Regions from separate parts of the Homo sapiens genome. Here region 2 is linked to region 1. Evidence: read pairs that join two places in POLR2A ChIA-PET (ENCODE). Cell type or tissue: GM12878. All regions are shown on one strand. Links, peaks and the distances in the headings refer to the core of each region. The heading gives the core; the rest is flanking DNA.

Region 1 (5,173 bases), core at 1,159-3,658:
AAGAAATACCCACTCAAAAATCTATAGTAAATTTTAAGAAGTCACGTAACTCTGAAGCGATTCTGGCTCAGTGATCACTTCAAATTGTGACTGTTTTTTTCCTCTCTCTCTGTTCTGTTTCTTTTGCCTTTCTTGGTCTGAAAATACAGAGAGGTACCAAAAACTCAGTACATAATTTGAAACTAAAAGCAACAAACCCATTCATTGAAGTATAATAGGTCATTTGGAAATAAAATTCATTTTTTAAAAAGAGAATCCTTTTTTGGAATCCATTTTTGGAATATGAAGTCAATCATTATAGCTTTATTCCATCAGAAATAGCTTTTTAAGGCTATAACTCCCAAACTATTTGGATTAAGAATTAAAATATCTAAAGAGCCCATAGGAAATTAACCCAATCATCATAAAGGTCCCATTTTAATAAAAGGGGATCCATATCAAATCAGACTTTACATGTGGAAGGGACCTTGAAGAGCATCTACAGAAGGAAATGCAGGCTGTCGGTCACACAGCTAGACAATAATAGGATTGGGACCAGAATGCAGGCCCTGCCTCTTGATCCAGGACTTGTTTTCACTGCACCCTTGACCTTAAGAGGGTGATGGAGTAGACCTAATTCCTCCTAAACCAGTCATTTATAACTTCCTCTGACCAACATCCAATCACGTCAAAAGAGAACAAGAAAAAACAAACAAACAAACAAACAAAAAACAGGTGGAAACTTAGTCCATTACTTTGAGATGGGATCTGACTGTTTTTTCTCTTTATACAGAAAATGGAGTTATCATCATCACCTCACTAAAATGTAAGGTCCATGAGAACAGGGACCACATCTAACTTATTCATGGTTCTCTTGCGAGCACTTATGTGGTGACATATTTTTGGGTGCTTTTTATTTATTTGTTTTTGTTTTTACTGACCACTATTCAAACACTCTATTTTGAGGTGACTCCCTAAAGTGTGCAGTACAGGTGAAATGCAGTGCTCCTTTCTCAGTCCCTGGCGGCCAGGACTCTAGTATATGCTCTAGGAGAGGTCACACCCTAATTGGCTCTTGTAGAAGTGACACGAAAACATAGGACAGTGTGGACGTTACTCTTGGCTGCGGCAGCAGCAGCAGAGACAAGTGGGTCAGCAGAGGCTTCCTAAACCAGTCTATTGCAGGGCATGATCTTGGCTTTGTTCCTATTCCTAGTCTCCCTTGGAACTAGGAATTGGTTCCTGCTTCACTCTCCTGCCTTCCTATCACTTCTTCCTCATTTATTCTTCCTGAATTATTTGGTTTCTTCCTCAGACGTTCTTTCCTACTTTTTTGTCTAAGGCAGCTTCTGTTGCTTGCAACCAAAAATTCTAATAGGCACATAGTAGGCACTCAAATAAGTCTTAAATGAAAATAAAATTAATGAATTATTATCATAATTTTTGTAGAACACTTCACAATTTCCAAGCACTCTCTCGTATCCTAATTACTGCACCTGGTCACTGTCTCATTTGTCTTCCAGTTAAGTTATAATATTTAACAAGGGCAAATCCTTCTTGATGCAAGAGTCAAGTTAAAGAAAATTTTAAAAATCTAAACCAGGCTTAGACGTGATTTTTTCCAAAGTATGCTACGCAATCTCATGGTATTAGGTACCACTATGAATGGTATCATTTAAGTAAAAAGGAAGCCCTAAAAAATGAAATTTAGAATACCAACTGGGGAGTAAAAGCTGGAAAGTATAGGGCATGAAATAAAGTTTAAAACTTTTTGAAGGAGGCTGGGTGTGGTGGCTCATGCCTGTAATCCCAGCACTTTGGGAGGCTGAGGTGGGTGGATCACCTGAGGTCAGGAGTTGGAGACCAGTCTGGCCAACATGGTGAAACCCCATCTCTACTAAAAATACAAAAATTAGCCAGGCATGGTGGCACGTGCCTGTAATCCCAGCTACTCAGGAGGCTAACGAACGGGAGGTGGAGGTTGCAGTGAGCCCAGATTGTACCACTGCACTCCAGTCTGGGCAACAGAGCGAGACACTGTCTCAAAAAAAAAAAAAAAAAACTTTTTTAAGGAAATTTGATATGCAAATAGTTGCACAGAAGAGATGTAGAAGTGATAACTGAAACTTCAAATATGAGCTGGCATTCGCCAGATGAAATAGCATCAAAGAGCTCTAGAAAAGAGCACTGAAACTTCAGATAGGAAGTTCACCCACCACTCTACCAGGTGCAGTGGGGTAGAAACGGTTCAGTGTAGAGGTCTAGAAATGAGCACTGAAACTTCAGATAGGAGCTGGCATTCACCAGGTACAGTGGAGGTAGAAGTGGTTCAGACGCTGAAGGAGCAACATCTACAAAGGCAAAAACTATGTCCCTTCAAAACACAAAGAATATTTGCTTTAATCATATGGCTCTAACCAAGGGGGGGAGGGTTGTGAATTCTTAAAAATATCTTCACCCACCCCATCTCACTTTACTAGAAATTGAAGTCAACCATAACCCACACCGTTCTCCAAGAATTAAATGGGAAATTTTATAATTACAAATGGTATTTCAAAACTTGATGTTTCAGAATTCCCTTAATAATTCCACTACCTTGTTATCAAATTATGTTGATAAGGTAAAGAATTTGACACAGGGCATCCTATTTGGTCTCTGTCAACACGAAGCCCCCAAACCAGGTTTCCTCAGTCTGATAGTTGGAAAACAGTTACAAAATCCATTAGTCCATCTCAGTAAGGGAGAGAGGAACAGCCATTTTGTGTGCAGTGACCTATCCTCAGCCCCATGGACTATGTAGCAGGAGATGTAGTGGCGAGGTTCCTTTTTTACTCTCTATATCTGATCTCCAAGGAGTCAGTGCTCAACTCTTTCCAGGATAAAGTCTGAAGAACACATTTCACCAATAAAAAAAGATAGTAAATACTTGAGTCGTTTCAGAGAGAGAAAAATATGAAACACTGAAGATGAAGCGCTTAAATCTTTAATGTTTTTGGACAACACAGTCTATATGTTTTCTGCATAATGTATCATTTCTTTAAACTATAGTATTAAAAATAATTTCAAATTGTAATGAAAAGTCATTTGGCTTTAAAACCACCCAGGAAGAGGATATAAAATGCGTATACCAAAAGACTATGATGCGGCTTCCAGTGTTTTTCTGATATAGATCATAATAATTTAAAAAGGCTTTTGTCAGGCTGTCTGAATACATCAAATACTTTCTCATTTCTGTGTCGGCTGTGAAGCTCTAACTATAGTGGCTTCTCTAGCAGGTATTCTCCGCACAACTGTGCCAAATCGTTCTGAGGACACCCAGATTCTCCTCCTTCTCAAAACAGACATTCCTGACTGGGTCCTAGGGCAGGGAGAGGGGCGTTGGACCCCTACTGCCCTCTGGGTTCTCCGAGCACCAGGACTTGTTGCTCCGGCGGGAACTCGCGCGGATCCACCGGCTCGGCACATCCTGCCTACAAGTAGGGCGGCGTGTGCTAGGAGCCGGGCCCCGGGCCGAGTCGTCCGTGCCGCAGCGGAGAGCTCCGACCGGCGCGGCCCCACCATCCGCTGACCTTCGCCCGGTCCGGCCTGGAGCCCGGCCGCGGCCTCCCTAGGCCTCTCTAGGCCGGGCGCCGGTTCAGCGAGGACCGGAAGCGCCCGCCGTCCGCCCTTCCGCCTCCAGGCCGCGGGCGCCAGGCCGGGGGCGGGCTGGGGACGCCCTGGGAGTGCCCCGGGGGCCGCCTTCTTCCCCGCAAGCCCGGAGCGGGCGTCGCTCCCGCCCCCGCCTCGTCTTCAGTTCCCCCGTCGCTTCCGCCGCCGTGGGTAGAACAGACCCGAGCTGGGAGCCAGGCCTGCGGCCCCTCGAACACTAGCCACATCTGGCCCGCCGGGCCTAGCACGGAGAGAGGCCCTGGGGCTTGGCGGCCGGGGCCGGGAGAGGTCGCGCGGCCAAGGACACCCGAGGGCCTGGGCTGCCTCCCCGCCCTTCCCCGCCCCTCCCCTCGGCCCTGGAATCAATAGTGGCCGCTGACTTTTCACGACAATTGCAGCTGTCTAATTCATCAGCGAATAATTAAATCAGAGGCCGCCGGGCCTGCCTGGAGTCGGAGACGAGGGGTCGCTCCTCTCAAATCCTGTCAAATTGGGGAGCCAGTGGGCAGCGCGGAGAGCGGACAGGCCTCGCCCTGCGCCGAGGCTGCGAGAGCCGCCTGGACCCGGCGCCATTCCGAGTGTAGGGGGAAGCAAGCCCCCAGGTGTGGGGAGCAAAAGGAAGGAGGAGGGCACAGGCGGGGGCCCCGCCGAGGCTGGACTCCCTCGTCAGCAGGGCCCTCCTGGCCGGTGCGTGGTCCGGGTGCCCGGCGTGGGGCAGCGGCCGTGGGGCCCACAGACACCATCCTCACGCAGACTTCGCGAATGTCGTGGAACTCCATCCTCGGGAGGCGCTTTGCCTTTGAGGAAGATGGAGAGGAGTCGGGAGAAGCGCCTAGAAACCGCATTGATTTAGACATCAATCCTGGCCGGCTCCCTCCGCCTGCCGAGCTGCGGGGCCGCGCCGCCCCGTCCCCGAGAAGCGGACCTAGGGTACGCCGGGCTCCGCCGAGCGGGCAAAGGGAGCGGCCTGCGCCGCCACCCCGCGCCCGCGGCCTCGACGCCGCAGCCGCCACGCCAACACCGATTCCTCGTGGCCAACAGGTTTCTCGCAGCCCTCCGAGTCGGCAGCGCCGCCCGCGTCCCTCTTCCAGCCGGGCCGGCGGGACGCCCTCAGAGCTTGTGCTCTCTCGAGGCCGCCGAGCCCACTGAGCCCGGCCGGGGCGCTGGTTCGCGTGGGCCGCGGGGAACAGGTCCCGCTTCTCCAACGACCACGGCCCCGGCGGCTGCGAAACGGCCACCTCCGACCCTTGAGTCCGCCAGAGTCGCTCTCCCTTTCACATTTGCAAGCAAAACAACATACGTAATAGTGACATCGAGGCACTTTTCCAAACTAAAATGATCCTAAAATAATCTGAATGTACTGTTACTTTTGATCGTGTTACCCCAAAAGATTAGCTCAGATTCACTTGGTTCTTTTATTTCTTTGGGAGATGATACTCGAGGAATCTGAAAAAATATACGATTTTTAAAAACGATATGATTCGCATACCTATTTCAACCCCTCGGTTGGTTTTGTTAGTTTCCAAATAGAAATATTGCCTTTTGA
Region 2 (5,173 bases), core at 1,534-4,033, 780 kb before region 1:
AGCAGGATTTCCTCATATATATGTATATACATATATATTGAGTAAATATACTTACATAAAATTTAGCATTTTAACTTTTTGTTTTTTGAGACAGGGCTTCACTTTATCACCCAGGCTGGAGTGCAGTGGCATGATCATGGCTCACTGCAGCTTCGACCTCCTGAGCTCAACTGGTCCACTTGCCTCAGCCTCTCATGTAGTTGGGCTGACAGTTGCATCCCACCATGCTGAGCAAATTTTTTATTTTTTTGTGGAGACGAGATCTCACTTTGTTGCTGGTCTTGAGCTCCTCGAGCTCAAATAATTCTCCTGCCTCAGCCCTGCAAAGTGCTGGGATTACAGATGTGAGTCACCACACCTGGCCCATTTTAACCAGTTTTAAAGTGCACAAGTCAGTAGCATTAAGTGCACTCACTGCTATCCATTTCCAGAACCTTCTCATGAAGGGATTACAGGCATGCGCCACCATGCCCGGCTAATTTTTGTATTTTTAGTAGAGGCAGAGTTTCACCATGTTGACCAGGCTGGTCTCAAACTCCTGACCTCAAGTGATCTGCCTGCCTCAGACTCCCAAAGTGCTGGGATTACAGGTGTGGGCCACCGCATCTGGCCTGGCTTATTTAACTTAGCGCTATGTTTTCAAATTTCTTCTGTATTATAGCATATATCAAAATTTATTTCATTCCTTTTTAAGGCTCAATAATATTCCATTATATGGGCATATCACATTTTATTTACTTATTCATTTGTTGATGGACACTGAGACTGTTGCCACCTTTTAGCTGTTGTTAACAATGCTGCTGTGAACATTGGTGTACAAGGATCTCTTCAAGTCCCTGCTTTTCAGTTCTTTTTGGTATATACCTAGGAGTGGAATTGCTGGATCATATGGTGATTCTGTTTAACCATTTGAGAAACGGCCAAACTGTCTTCCACAGTGCCTGCACCATTCTGCATTCTTACTAGGAATGTATGAGGGTTCCAGTTTCTCCACGTCCTAGCAACAATTGCTAATTTTAATTTTTTTAATAATAGTCATCTTTGTGGGTGAGGTGATATCTCACATTTCCCTAATGACTTAAGATGTTAAACATCTTTTCATGTGCATAATGCTTATTTCTTTATTTTCTTTGGAGAAGTGTCTGTTGAAGTCTTTTGCCCATTTTTGAATCAGGTTGTTTGTTTTTGCTGTTGGGTTGTAGGAGTTCTTTATATATTCTGGGTATCAATCCCTTATAGAGTAAATTACTTTCAGATATTCTATTCTACGGGTTGTCTTTTCACTTTCTTTATGGTGTCATTTGATGCACAAGTGTTTTAAATTTCAATGAAATTCAATTTACCTATTTTTTCCTTTTGTTATCTGTGCTTTTGCTGTCATATCTAAGAATTCAAGCTAGGCATGATGTTATACACCTGTAGTTCCAGATACTTGGGGTGGCTAAAGTGGGAGGATCACTTGAGCCCAGGAGTTTAAGGCTGCAGTGAGCTAGGACTGAGCCACTGCACTCCAGCCTGGTGTAATTTGTGCGATATTTATGTAATATAAATATTAAATAAAAAGGAAATCCTGCTTCATAATTTCCAAACACTTTCTAGTTGTATGCTTTGAATTTGAAAATTGAATACATTATTTTCCCAGGTGTCCCTAGGTGGCGCAATATATTTTTAGTCAAAAGGATCTCATTTCCCCTTTGATAGCAAGTGTCTCTTTAGATGCCATCAAGTCTCCAGATGTACCATTTATCGCGCTAATATTATATTCTTTAGTTTTGGACACTAGGCTATGCCTTGGAGGAGAGGGTTTCCTTGGAAGCTGTAGAGTGTTCCACACTGTCACATACATGCTGCAATCTCCTGCAGCATACTAAAGAAACTCACTGGCAATTCTCAGAGTCAGTTCGGGTGTTTGCCAAATATGTAAAATAGTTTTTTATTCTTAAATTTATATCTGATGTCATTAAACTGCTTAGAGTTTCTATTAAGAAGCCCAGATATTTAGAAAAATATTTCTAACACCTCAGCCTCTGTAATAAAAACTGCATTTTAAATTTTATTTTAATTTTTTAAAGGAGTATGTTAAGGGTTTTGTCTTGGTTCAGGCTACTCTAACAGAGTACCATGGAGTTGGTGGCTTAAACAAACATTTATTTCTCACAGTTCTGGGGGCTGAGAAATCCAAGATCAAGGTGCTGGCCCAAATCCAGTGTCTAATGAGGGTTCTCTTGCCAGTTTAAAAGGGCTGTCTTTTTGATGTATCCTCATACAGTGGGGAAGAAGTGGGTGAGAGAGAGAAAGAGAGGAGAGGAAAAGGGCAGGCAGGAGAACAAGTATTCTGTCTTGTCTCTTCTTTCATAAGGGCTCTACTCTCATGACCTAGTTACCTCCCAAAGGTCCCCATCTCCAAATCCATCACACTGGGGTTTCAATATATGAATATTGGGGAAATGAACATTTAGTCTCTAGCATTATTAGAGTTAACTCTTTGGAACTGAGAAACTACACAAAACTTACAATCTGTGTTTTCATTTAATCACTAGCTATAAAAGAGCTCTTTTTGCTTGTGGTATTGTAGATATTGTCTAGCTAGGAAAGACAAACAAGGAAGGAAATGATAAAATTCTTTTTTTTTTTTTTTTTTTTTTTTCTGAGACAGGCTCATGCTGTTGTTCAGGCTGGAGTGCAGCGGCGTGATCTTGACTCACTACAACCACTGGCTCCTGGGTTCAAGCGACAATCCTACCTCAGCTTCTCAAGTACTTGGGATTATAGGTGCATGTCACCACACCTGGCTAATTTTTGCATTTTTAGTAGGAATGGGGTTTCACCATATTGGTCAGGCTGGTCTCAAACTCCTGACCTCAAGTGATCCACCCACCTCGGCCTCCAAAAATGCTGGGATTACAGAGATGAGCCACTATGTCCAGCTGATAAAACTCTTAACAGAAGCTTCACTTTATTCAAAGCCCTCTCTCAGGCATGCCCTTGAGCAAACACACACGTAACACATACACACGCTCATCATTCAGTCCATTCTTAAGTAGCAGATATCTGAATATCTGAGTACATCTGAGGGCCAGATACTGAAGAAATCCAATAAAAGTCAAATGTATGTTAGTGGTTTCTGTACAATAAGGAAGTGGCTTTTCACACAATGTTAAAAACAATATTTCCCATCAAAATTCAGAACATTAGTATTACAAGGTCAGTAGGAGGATCAGCCCCATGGCAACTGGTGGAAAGCACCAGGTACATCACTCCTCACAGTAGTGGGTCTGCCTGTCTCCCTGCCTCCCTGCCAGACTGAGTAACTTGACCACAAGAACCAAGTCTCTGCATTTTCTGTATGTGTAGCTCAGCATAGTGCCTAAAACCACTGGATGGTGAATAAGTGATGTTTTTCACCTTGATGAATTAGAATTAGAAGTAAAAGAATGTACTATTTCATGAAGATGGAAGTAAAGTTAAGGTAGCTATTGCCACTGTCTTCCTTACCTCAGATTATCATGGAGCAAATGCTAGGCATCTGACAATTTCATCCATAAATATTTCAGCCTGCACATCTGGAAGATGAGGAATCCTCTAAAGACATAACCGAAATATCATTATTACATTCTAATATGTTAACAAGGCTTCTTTAATATCATTAAATATCCACTCGGTTAAAATTTCCCATTTTTCTCCTAATTTATTTTATAGCTTACTTGAATCAATATCAAAATAAGACACATGCATTGCATGGGTTGATAAGTCTGATGTCTCTCTTTTATTAAAAATCAGTAAAAATCAGTTTAATCTTTGTTTCTTTTTTTCCAACTTTTTATACGGAAAAAAAAAAAACTGAGGGAAAAGTTGCAAAAGTACAATGACAGCTCCTGATTGTCAATTGTTAAAAATGGTGTCATGGTGCAGGCTGGGTTCTCTGGGAAGCTGATGCTGAGATGGAGTGAGGAGTCCAAAAGGTTTATTTCTCTCACATCTGTGAGAGGAAAAGGGAGGAAGCAGGATTGGGCCGAGGAAGGGAAAAAGCAGATCTGACAAAGTCTCTACTAACCCAAGAGGAAGCTCTAGTACAAAGATTGCCTGTTAAAGGAGTCCCCCATGGGAGCAGAAATTCCTATGCCTTGATACCACCCCCTAGAACAGGGGCCTCCCCAAGAAGAATGTGCCCTGGACTTTCCTCACCCTGCTCAGTCATTCATCAGAGGCTGCCTCAAGATTAGTGTGATCTCAGCTGGAAAGCCCAGGTGACCCTGAAGAAGCTAACAGCAAGAGTGTGAGCAAACCACTCTCCTTGCAGCTAGGAAGTGGTTCTTTCTTGAAGGGGAATCTGGGTGGTGCTTCATGTGTCTCCCATAGTCCACTATTTACACAAAAATGAGTTCCCTTCTCTACACAGGTTTGGGGAGCAACTCCTCCAGGTTTCTGGTCACCCTCTCTTCCTTATGGGAAACCTAGAAGAGGGAGGTTAGTAGACGATCTACAGCCCTGTTGCTGCAGTTGGTGACCAGGGCTACCACTAGGACTTATCAGCTCCTCCTTCATTATCTATTCTAATTTTCCCTTGCTAGTCTTGCTGGTTTGGTGAGGGGGGCTGTGAAACCCTCATTTGTGAGGAGGCTTAACACCCTAAACCTTATCACCTTCACTCCTTCCTAAAAGGCCTGAGTATGGAGTAACTAGAGATGTTTCTAGAAAAAGACATTTTGTTACTTGGAAAGAAATGGTTTGAATCATGGAAGTCATGAGACAGGAAAAAAAGAGAAGTATCAACACTTGACTTTTATGTCATGTGAGAAAGTGCAAAAGGAATCTCTTAATTGCACAAAACAGTTTTAATTACACAAAAATCATGCAAAAAACCCTTATTAAGCCTCTTTGCCATTTGGTATTAAAATAAAGCCATCGACCATGATAGGACTTTTCTGGGAGAGGGTCCAGGAAGGAAAGGGGAGTATTAGCTGAGTACTAGGCACCATGGGGAATACCAAACTACGACTGAAAACCTCGATGAGAAAAAAATAACAGCATGCATGAAGTGATCCGAAAATAACAGTAGCAATAAAGTCACTGTTAGGCCACTGGGCTATCTCCCTCTTTTGAAATTTGTAAAATGGAAGAACAAGCCTCCTTGCCTTTTGCAGAGCTAACCTGGAGCTTAAGAAGTCCAGAA

What was found. Peaks named below come from ENCODE experiments on the same cell type or tissue, not always from the same donor. Only the 100,000 strongest peaks of a DNase experiment are listed, where the experiment ranks them.
Region 2: POLR2A ChIA-PET joins it to region 1 with 6 read pairs; 3 of 35 experiments call an interaction of 5 or more read pairs at or near these places.

The regions. Positions count from the first base shown.
Region 1 is chr18:57,424,187-57,429,359 of GRCh38, forward strand. No RefSeq gene overlaps it. Among named protein-coding and RNA genes, the nearest start is that of ONECUT2, 8.6 kb to the right of the region's middle. RefSeq lists a silencer at 2,219-2,268. In GM12878, for the core only: no CTCF peak of the experiment used is centred there; a DNase peak (open chromatin) is centred at 2,172.
Region 2 is chr18:56,643,954-56,649,126 of GRCh38, forward strand. No RefSeq gene overlaps it. Among named protein-coding and RNA genes, the nearest start is that of WDR7, 4.8 kb to the right of the region's middle. In GM12878, for the core only: a CTCF peak has its summit at 1,663; no DNase peak of the experiment used is centred there; H3K27ac peaks cover 494 bases.